Linked DNA regions of Homo sapiens: region 1 is linked to region 2. The links are chromatin contacts, found by Hi-C or POLR2A ChIA-PET in ENCODE. All regions are on one chromosome and are shown on one strand. The core of a region is the stretch at or near the end of the contact, and the rest is flanking DNA. Distances in the headings are between cores, read along the strand shown.

Evidence for each region. Hi-C counts contacts between places; a loop is a spot of excess contacts on that map. ChIA-PET counts read pairs that join two places held with the same protein, here RNA polymerase II (POLR2A). Pooled maps may share reads with other maps.
Region 1: a map of GM20431 shows a loop between it and region 2 (2.6-fold over the local background). The contact joins two enhancer-like sites. A Hi-C loop is called at or near these places in 23 of 168 maps with a recorded cell type or tissue (B cell, CD4-positive, alpha-beta memory T cell, Caco-2 and 18 more), 12 of 37 single-sample maps with no recorded cell type and 28 of 50 pooled maps. POLR2A ChIA-PET finds 5 or more read pairs at or near these places in 13 of 52 experiments (BJ, CD4-positive, alpha-beta memory T cell, Caco-2 and 9 more).

What each region holds. Positions count from the first base shown.
Region 1 is chr17:59,866,964-59,872,153 of GRCh38, reverse strand. All of the region lies in intron 6 of TUBD1 (tubulin delta 1), which reads left to right. Among named protein-coding and RNA genes, the nearest start is that of TUBD1, 23 kb to the left of the region's middle. Within about 2 kb of position 2,758, at least 4 of the 41 ENCODE cell types and tissues checked have a DNase peak (open chromatin) inside an H3K27ac peak, as active enhancers do.
Region 2 is chr17:59,728,232-59,733,002 of GRCh38, reverse strand. VMP1 (vacuole membrane protein 1) reads right to left here. Exons shown (of 12, transcript NM_030938.5): 2 at 1,481-1,582. The coding sequence starts at 1,556. Among named protein-coding and RNA genes, the nearest start is that of VMP1, 23 kb to the right of the region's middle. Within about 2 kb of position 3,427, at least 3 of the 41 ENCODE cell types and tissues checked have a DNase peak (open chromatin) inside an H3K27ac peak, as active enhancers do.

The DNA of each region.
Region 1 (5,190 bases), core at 1,509-4,008, 140 kb before region 2:
TAGAAACCCCATCTCTACTAAAAATACAAAAAATTAGCGAGGCGTGATGGCACACACTTGTAATCCCAGCTACCCAAGAGGCTGAGGCAGGAGAGTGGCTTGAACTCAGGAGGCAGAGGTTGCAGCGAGCTGAGATCACACCCCTGCTCTCCAGCCTGGGCAACAGAGCGAGACTCTGTCTCAAAAAAAAAAATGCTGGGCATAGTGGTATGCACCTGTAGTCCTAGCTACTTGGGAGGGTGAGGCAGGAGAATCCCTTGAACCAAGGGATTTGAGTTTAAAATGAGCTGTGATCATGCCACTGCACTCCAGCCTGGGCAACAGAGCAAAACCCTGTCTCAAAAATAAAAAAAAAGAATTCTTTCTTAATATGTTTAAACCCATCAGGTAAGTGATTACTTCCATTATCTGCCTAGAGACATCTTCTGGAAGGCATTTATCTTCCCATTCCATTCTGGACTGACTGCTCTCTAGGCTTGATAAGCAGCCAGCCCTGGCATCTCTGCTTGCCTCATCCTGATTTATATCTGTACCTCCTAGATTTCAAATCTGCTTTCTTGATTTATTCCCTCATATTGATGGACCATACCTTTCAGGAGCTCCCTAAGAGAGTACAAGGAAATTAAAATGTTTGAGGCTACAAATATCTTCATTCTGGCCGGGTGCAGTGGCTCACACCTGTAATCCCAGCACTTTGGGAGGCCAAGGCAGGTGAAACATGAGGTCAGAGATCGAGACCATCCTTGCTAACATGGTGAAACCCCGTCTCTACTAAAAATACAAAAAATTAGCCAGGCATGGTGGCGGGCGCCTGTAGTCCCAGCTACTCAGGAGGCTAAGGCAGGAGAATTGCTTGAACTTGGGAGGCAGAGGGAAGTTGCAGTGAGCTGAGATCGTGTCACTGCACTCCAGCCTCGGCGACAGAGCGAGACCCTGTCTCAAAAATAAATAAATATCATAATTCTGTTCTGCCATTGCATTTGAATGATAGTTTGGCCAGGGATAGGATTCTAGGTTGGGAATCATTTTCTTTTTACTGAGTATTTCGAAGCCATTGCTCTATCATCTTCTCACTTGCAGCGTTGCTGTTGAGAAGTCTCAGGTTGTTCTGATTCCCAATCCTATTTTGTTATCTCTTGAAGCTTTTAGGATTTTCTCTTTGTCCCCAGCATTCTGAAAGTACTTGACATGGGTCTTTGGTTTATCTCAGTAGAAGGTAAGCTTTATTTAATCTATTTGGTTTACTGTTGCATCTTTGGAGCCTGGAACGGTAAACGCTCAGTGATTATTTGCTGAGTTAGTTGCTCCGGGCACTGAATGGACCCTTACGGACATTGCAGACTTGTGTGGGTTTCACAGTAAGGTGATCTGCCTGGCCATTTTATTGCTGGACTTCCAAATATCATACTCAGCGTATCTTATCTCTTGATCAGTTGCTTCCTCCTCCATCTCTTTCCTGAAGGCATGATAAGCCTGGCTGCCAGCCTTTTCAGAGCTGGACGGGGAAGACATGGACTGTTACACTTTCCTGCGAAAGCTGCTACTTCGTGACCTGGTTTTCCAAAGGTTCTCTACAGGGCTGTGCCAGGTGTCACTGAGGCCAGAGCCTCCCAGGTTTAGCCTTTTCACAGCAGAAACCTTCTAGGGTGGAAGAGCGCACTCCTCCTACTGCAGGGAGTGGGGAAGGGGCTCTCACTGCTTCTCAAATAGATTTTTAGTTAATCCTCCTGTATTTTTACACTTTGATTTTTTTTTTTTTTTTTTTTTTTTTTTTTTTTTTTGTGAGATGGAGTCACACTCTGTCGCCTAAGATGATGCAGTGGCATCATCTTGGCTCACTGCAACCTCCACCTCCCAGGTTCAGGTGATCCTCCCACCTTAGTCGGAATTCCAAGTAGCTGGGATTACCAATGTATGAATGTGTACTACCACACCTAGCTAATTTTTGTATTTTTAGTAGAGATGGGGTTGTATCATGTTGGCCAGGCTGGTCTTGAACTCCTGACCTCAAGTGATCCACATGCCTCAAATTCCCAAAGTGCTGGGATTACAGATATAAGCCACCGTGCCCAGCCTTTTTTTCACTTTGAAAAGTGTCTGGTCTACTTCCAGGACCTCAATTGTGGGCAAAATTTTTAGCTTTTTCTTGTTGTGCAGTCAGTAACCATTTGCTCTCCAGCTCCAAAATTTTGTTGCTGTTATATTCTCTCCTGTTCCTTTTTTTCTTGTTTGTGCTTATCCTTTTAGTGATTAAGCAGGATCTGGAGAGAGAGTGGCAGGAAACTGATATGCTCAGTCTGTCATGTGTAACTAGAAATCACTACTAGGTATTAATAGCATATATTATACCACAAATTAAGTTAGGCTTTTATACTATGAGAGTAGATTTTCTCAACATTTATTTGTAATATCTTACGGATTTTAGATTATAGTGCCAGAGGTTTGGAGATAAGTAGAAAGTTTACATGTAAAAATAGTGCTTCCTGAATTTTTTGGCCATAGTACCTGTTTTTCGAGCAATACCTGTTAATACCACAAGGAACACAATGTTCCTTAGAGTCATGTGAGACATGCTGCTCTGAGCTCTCTTAGGTCAATAAACCACAGTTTGCTGAGTTCCCATGTGGAACTTTTAGGGTGTCAACATTTTTTCTTTTTTCTTTTTTTTTTTTGGCGGGGGGGACAGAATCTTGCTCTGTCACCCAGGCTGGAGTGCAGTGGCGCGATCTTGGCTCACTGCAACCGCTGCCTCCCAGTTGAAGCGATTCTTTTGCCTCAGCCTCCCAAATAGCTGGGACTACAGGTGCGCACCACCATGCCCGTCTAATTTTTGTATTTTTTTAGTAGAGACGGGGTTTCACCATATTGGCCAGGCTGGTCTTGAACTCCTGACCTTGTGATTTGCCCGCCTTGGCCTCCCAAAGTTCTGGGATTATAGGCAGAAGCCACCATGCCCGGCCGGGTGTCAGCATTTTTTCACAGTTGTATAGTTTGAACATATAAATGTTTTCATACACATGTATGAATAGTATATGAATAAATATATATATATGGCACAAACCAGGTTGAAGGATCTAGTTTTATAACTCTTCATATATTCTTTGCTCTGTGGGAAGATTTTGTTTTGTTTTGTTTTTGAGATGGGGTTTCACTCTGTCACGTAGGCTGGAGTGCAGTGGCGCAATCATAGCTCAATGCAGCCTCAAACTCCTGGGCTCAAGTGATCCTCCTATCGCAGCTTCCTATAGCTAGGACTACAGGTGTGTACCACCATAAGTGACTAATTTTCTTATTTATTTATTTATTTATTTATTTTTTGAGATGGAGTCTCGCTCCGTCGCCAGGCTGGAGTGCAGTGGCGCAATATTGGCTGACTGCAACCTCCGCCTCCCGGGTTCAAGCGATTCCCCTGCCTCAGCCTCCTGAGTAGCTGGGACTACAGGCGTGTGCCACCACGCCCAGCTAATTTTTGTATTTTTAGTAGAGATGGGGTTTCACCATGTTGGCCAGTATGGTCTCGATCTCTTGAACTCGTGATCCCCCCCCTCTGCCTCGCAAAGTGCTGGGATTACAGGCATGAGCCACTGCACCTGGCCTAATTTTGTTATTTCTTTTATTTTTGTAGAGATGGGGTCTGACTATGTTGCCCAGGCTAGTCTTGAACTCCTGGTTTCAAGTGATCCTTCCACCTCAGCCTCTCAAAGTGCTGGGATTACAGGCATGAGCCACCGCGCCTGGCCTCTACGTAAAGATTTACCCTATTTCTCTCACCATCAGTATCTGTTTCTGCATGTTCTACCATTAGGGAGAATATGTGATCCAGGAGGGAGCAAGGCAGAAGTTAATGCCTTTTTTTTTTTTTTTTTTTTTGACATGGAGTCTTGCTCTGTTGCCCAGGGTGGAGTGCAGTGGCATGATCTTGGCTCACTGCAGCCTCTGCCTCCTGGGTTCAAACGATTCTCCTGCCTCAGCTTCCCAAGTAGCTGAGATTATAGGCACCTGCCACTACACCCAGCTAATTTTTTTTTTTTTTTTTTTTTTTTTTGTATTTTTAGTGGAGATGGGGTTTCACCATTTTGGCCAGGCTGGTCTCAAACTCCTCACCTCAAGTGATCCGCCTGCCTCAGCCTCCCAAAGTGCTAGGATTACAGGCATAAGCCACCATGCCCAGCCTTGAAGTTAACACCTTTTGTGACCTTTTGTGATGTTATTTCTGCAACATCCTTTTGGTTAAGGTCAGCCCTCTCCAGTGTGAGAGCATACTGCCCAAGGGCTTGAATACCAGGAAGCAAAGATGATTGGGGTCATTTTGGAGGCTGACTACTGTTCTCTGCGCTGTCCCTAAGTCATGTCCTCCCACATGCACAGTACACTCCTCCCCTCCCAAAGCCCCCAAAAGTTACATCCCATTAGCACATCGGTCCAAAATCTTATCCTCCAAAAGCAGCATGGATTTATACTCCTCAAGTGGTATTTCTCGCACTGTCACCCAGGCTGGAGTGCAGTGGCAGTATCACGGCTCACTGTAGCCTCGACCTCCTGGGCTTAGGCAATTCTCCCCACTCAGTTTCTCAAGTAGGTGCATGCCACAGATGCCAGACTAATTTTTTTAAGAAGCAGAGTCTGCTATTTTGTCCAGGCTGGTCTCGAACTCCTGGACTCAAGAGATCCTCCCAGCGCAGCCTACCAAACTGCTGGGATTACAGGCATGAGCCACCACACCCATCCTAAGATTTCTTGAGTATAGCCCTTTGAGTACAATTTTTTGCCCCAACAAAGTCTAGTGGAGTAGGCATAGGAGAATTGGTAGACCCTCCCTTTTAAACAGGAAAAATGATGCCTATAGTCCCAGCTACATCAGAGGATAAGGCGGGAGGATCATTTGAGCCCAGGAGTTTGAGGCTGCAGTGAGGTATGATCACACCTGTGAATAGCCACTGCACTCCAGCCTGGGTGACATAGCGAGAGACCCTGTCCAAAAAAAAAACCTAAAATACACATACCACAAGACCATTTTTCTCCTCTTGTTCAAAGCCATTTATAAAATCTCTTGCTTTTGGGCTGGGTGCAGTGGCTCACGCCTGTAATCCCAGCATTTTGGGAGGCTGAGGCAGGCAGATCATTCGAGGTCAGGAGTTCGAGACCAGCCTGGCCAGCATGGTGAAACCCCGTCTCTACTAAAAATACAAA
Region 2 (4,771 bases), core at 2,178-4,677:
AGAGATGAGGTTTCCCTGTGTTGTCCTGGCTGGTCTCAAACTCCTGGGCTCAAGAGATCCTTCCGCCTTGGCCTCCCAAAGTGTTGGGATTACAGGCGTGAATCACCACGCCCAGCCTAAGAATCAGTTTTTCATGTACAGTTATAGCATAATCTCTAAAATATTAAAAAACACCTGGTACAGAAGAGTAAGTTTGACATGCTAATGTTAATTTTAAATTCCAATGGGGTGAGCAGAAGAGGAAGAATATACAAATGTATGTGCTCTCTAAAAGGAAAGAAAAAAATAGCACACAAAAGCTCCTAATGGGAAGACACTATGATGTATGCAATGCCCATCTCTGAATCCTGAAACTCTTGGTGAAATTGCCAAGTTTACTGACAACCAAAGTAACCCAAAAGTCAGATCAGTGCTGCAAAATGTCCTCTGCAAGGCAATATGGTGATTAACAAACAAATGAGGCCGGGCGCGGTGGCTCATGCCTGTAATCCCAGCACTTTGGGAGGCCAAGGTGGGTGGATCACCCGAGGTCAGGAGTTCAAGACCACCCTGGCCAACATGGTGAAATCCCATCTCTACTAAAAATACAAAAATTGGCTGGGCGTGGTGGCGCATGCCTTTAATTCCAGCTACTCGGGAGGCTGAGGCAGAATTGCTTGAACCTGGGAGGCGGAGGTTGCAGTGAGCCAAGATCGCACCATTGCACTCCAGCCTGGTGACAGAGTGAGATTCCGTCTCAAAAAGCAAACAAACAAACAAACAAATGAAAACTACTATTTCAGATTCCTTGCACTTCCTCTAAAAGTAGAGGATTGCTGTGAAAATATTACCACACTAGAGTATTATTTGCCATGTGTTTGAGATGTCAAACAATTCAAAAGCTAAAAAAAAAGTATGATTACAACAAAAGTAAAACTTTTTTTTCATTTTCCTTTAAATGCATGAAGGAAAGTTTCTACTTAAATCATCCATATTAATAAAAGTCATCATTTTCAGGGTAACTGTATAAACAGGAGTCAAATACACTGAAATTTACCACAAATTCCAATTTGGTTAAAATATGAGTTTATTCATCTCAAACGATAATTTTAAAATAAATTTTTAAATAATATTCACATTCTAACTTTTTTGATAACTGTATATTTAAGAACAGTGTAGTAAGTTTATAATCTACTTCTAGAATTACAAAATAGCACAATAAAATTGAGCACTGAGCAAAGCCAAATAAACACTGACCATACTATAAGATTAACAAGTAATAATCTTGTACTTGGAACACTGTTTATGTGATTGTGGCCAGGCTCCTTCTGCCATCACTGTGAAATATCACCTTACAGGCCCTGACTGACCCATAATTTAATTTACTAAGAAGATAATATAAGATTAAAAATAAAAGAAGTAATATATCTCTATTTTATTCCAATGAAAAGTATATCATTTAAACCCATAGCACTCCTCCCTGCAAACCATCAAAATTTACCTGTGAAATTTCCATTATGATGTTCCTTGTTCATTGCTACACGTCTCTGGTCACAATTTTTTCCATTCTCTGCCATTTCATAGATCAGTAACTCTTGAGGAGCTAATACAGCAAAATAAAATCCAGCAATACATTACAAACTTCTGCTGTGTAGCTGTGACTGAATAAAACTGAATACAGGAATAACATCACAGTAATAAGCCACATGATATGTATGATGTGTTTACACTTTTTTTCTTTTATAACCAAAATTTGAACAATTTAGTTATTCTATTGAACAATTTATATAGATATTCTAATACAAATAGTAAAAATATAAAAGCCATATAGTTGTAAACCTTTTCCTAGTAGTTATTTCAGGGATCTTCCAGATTGAAATTTGGAGGTAATCTGTCCACAGAAGGAGGATATCAAGCACTAGTAACTCCAAATGTTAACACACTATAAAGTCTAACTCCTTCTAATTTACAATTAAATATCATACTACTGTGTACTCAAAATTAATCTTATCATTTTACCTTTTTACAGTTTTCTTTCATATTCCCTTTAACATTATTATATAAAAATAGAATATACTACAAAAGATGCTGCAACTGTTGATACATAAATCTAAGATCATAGACCAGTTTTATTTAGGAAACAATTCTACTGAATAAAATGATATGGGCAAAAAAAAAAACCAAACTTGAAATGTTTAAGATAGTTAAATGTACTTTATTTATAACATGCTTCATTTCATACTACAGGTATCAGTGCTTTTACTTTAATGTAATACAACATATAAAAACCAGATTGCCTGTGATTGTATCATTCTTCAGGTGTTAGTAAAGCAAAACTTTCTACTCAAAAAGCACATCACTTCAATAAAAGGCTAAAATGCTGAGTCCTTAATACAATAAATGCTGAGTCCTTAATACAATATTAAAACTTGCCCAGACACTTATAAAAAGACAACTGGGGCCGGGTGCAGTGGCTCATGCCTATAATCCCAGCACTTTGGGAGACCAAGGCAGGATGATCACTTGAGGTCAGGAGTTTGAGCCCAGCCTGGACTACACAGTGAGATCCCATCCTACATAAGATAAATAAATTAGCCAGGAGTGATGACCCATGCCTGTAGTTCTAGTTGCTCAGGAGGCTGAGGTGGGAGGATTGCTTGGGCTCAGGAGTGAAAGGCTACACTGAGGTATGATTGTACCACTGCATTACAGCCTGGGCAAAAGGGAGACCCTGCTTCAAAAAAAAAAAGAAAGTGAAAATAAATACAACCCACAGGAGAAAGTATTTACAAATCACATATATTTCATAAGAAGCGTGTATCGGGCCTGCAAACTCTTACAACTCAGTAATAAAAAGCAAATAATCCAATTAATAAACGGACAGAGGAGCTGCACAGATATTTCTCCAAAGATACACAAATTGCTAATAAGCACATAAAAAGATGTCTAACATCTTTAGCCATCAAGGAAATGCAAATTAAACCACAATGAGATACAATCTCATACCTGTTAGGATGGTTATAGTAAAAGACAGATAATAGACCAGGCGCAGTGGCTCACGCCTGTAATCCCAGCACTTTGGGAGGCCAAGGCAGGCAGATAGTGAGGTCAGGAGTTCAAGACTAGCCTGCGCAACATGGTGAAACCCCGTCTCTACTAAAAATACAAAAATTAGCCTGGCGTGGTGGTGGGTGGCTGTAATCCCAGCTACTCGGGAGGCTGAGGCAGGAGAATCGCTTGGACCCCCGAGGCGGAGGTTGCAGTGAGCCAAGATCGTGCCATTGCGCTCCAGCCTGGGTGACAGGAACAAGACTCTGTCTCAAAAAAAAAAAAAAAAGAAACAAAAAAAAGATAATAATAACAAGTGTTAGTGAGGATGTGGAGAAATCGGAACTGCTGGTGGGAATGCAAAAGAGTTCAGCTGCTTTGGAAAACAATCTGTCAGTTCCTCAAAAGGTAAAATACAGTTACCATATGACTCAGCAATTCAGGAATGTTCATAGTGACACTGTTAACAGACCAAAGGTTTTTTTTTTTTTTTTTTTGAGATGGAGTCTCTGTCGCTCAGGCTGGAGTGCAGTGGCATGATCTTGGCTCACTGCAACCTCTGCCTCCCGAGTTCAAGTGGTTCTCCTGCCTCAGCCTCCCAGGTAACTGGGATTACAGGTGCCCGCCACCATGCCTGGCTAATTTTTGTATTTTTAGTAGAGACGGGGTTTCACCATGTTGGTTAGGCTGGTCTTGTACTCCTGACCTTGTGATCTGCCTGCCTCGGCCTCACAAAGTGCTGGGATTACAGGCGTGAGCCACTGCGCCCAGCCTATAACCCAAATGTCTTATCAACTGATGAATGGATATAGGAAATACGGTATATGGTATACCCAAACAATGAAATATTAGCCATAAAAAGAAATAAAGTAGTAATACATACTACTGCATCAATGGAGTCTGAAAATATGCTAAGTGAAAGAAGTCAGTCACAAAAGACTACTTGTTATGATTCCCATTTATATGAAATTTCCAGAATATGCATATCCATGATAACAGAAAGTGGATTAGCAGATGAGCTGGAGAAAAATGGGGAGTAGCTGCCAATGAGTTGTGAGTTTTTTTCTGGGGTGATGATAATGTTCTAAAATTGTTTTGATAGTTGCATAGATGTGAATATACCGTTTAAATGGGTGAATTATATGATATGTGAATTATGTTTCAATAAAGCTGTTTAAGAATAGTCACCAGCAGGAACTATCCAAACTTCCAAATATTCATAGGAAATATATGTTATGAATACATATGAATAATATATTCATAGATTATAAATAAATAAATAAATAAATAATCTCATTTATTCATTCATTCATTTAGTTATGTTGCCCAGGCTGGTCTCGAACTCCTGGCCTGAAGCGATCCTCCTGCCCCAGCTTCCCAAAGTGGTGGGATTCCAGGCATGAGCCACTACCCACGCGTCTCTATATTTAATAGAAGACCCAAGAGTATTAGGAGTATTCTCATGGCCAAGTGGCTCAAATTTTTATATTTTATGAGCGGATTCAGTGACAATTTAGAATTCAAAGTCAGATATATGAGTTAGGGGGTTATATTATTAAGAAAGAAAATTCATGAAGTCACTTGATAAGATGCTTGTATAAGGTTTGTTTACCTATTCACTGAACAAATACTAACTGAACACTTTGTATGTGCCAAGAGTCATGCTAGATTTATATTTAGCTGATCAGAATATGATATGGTCATGGGTCCAATCTTCCTGTAGTTTGATAGCTGGTGCTAATTT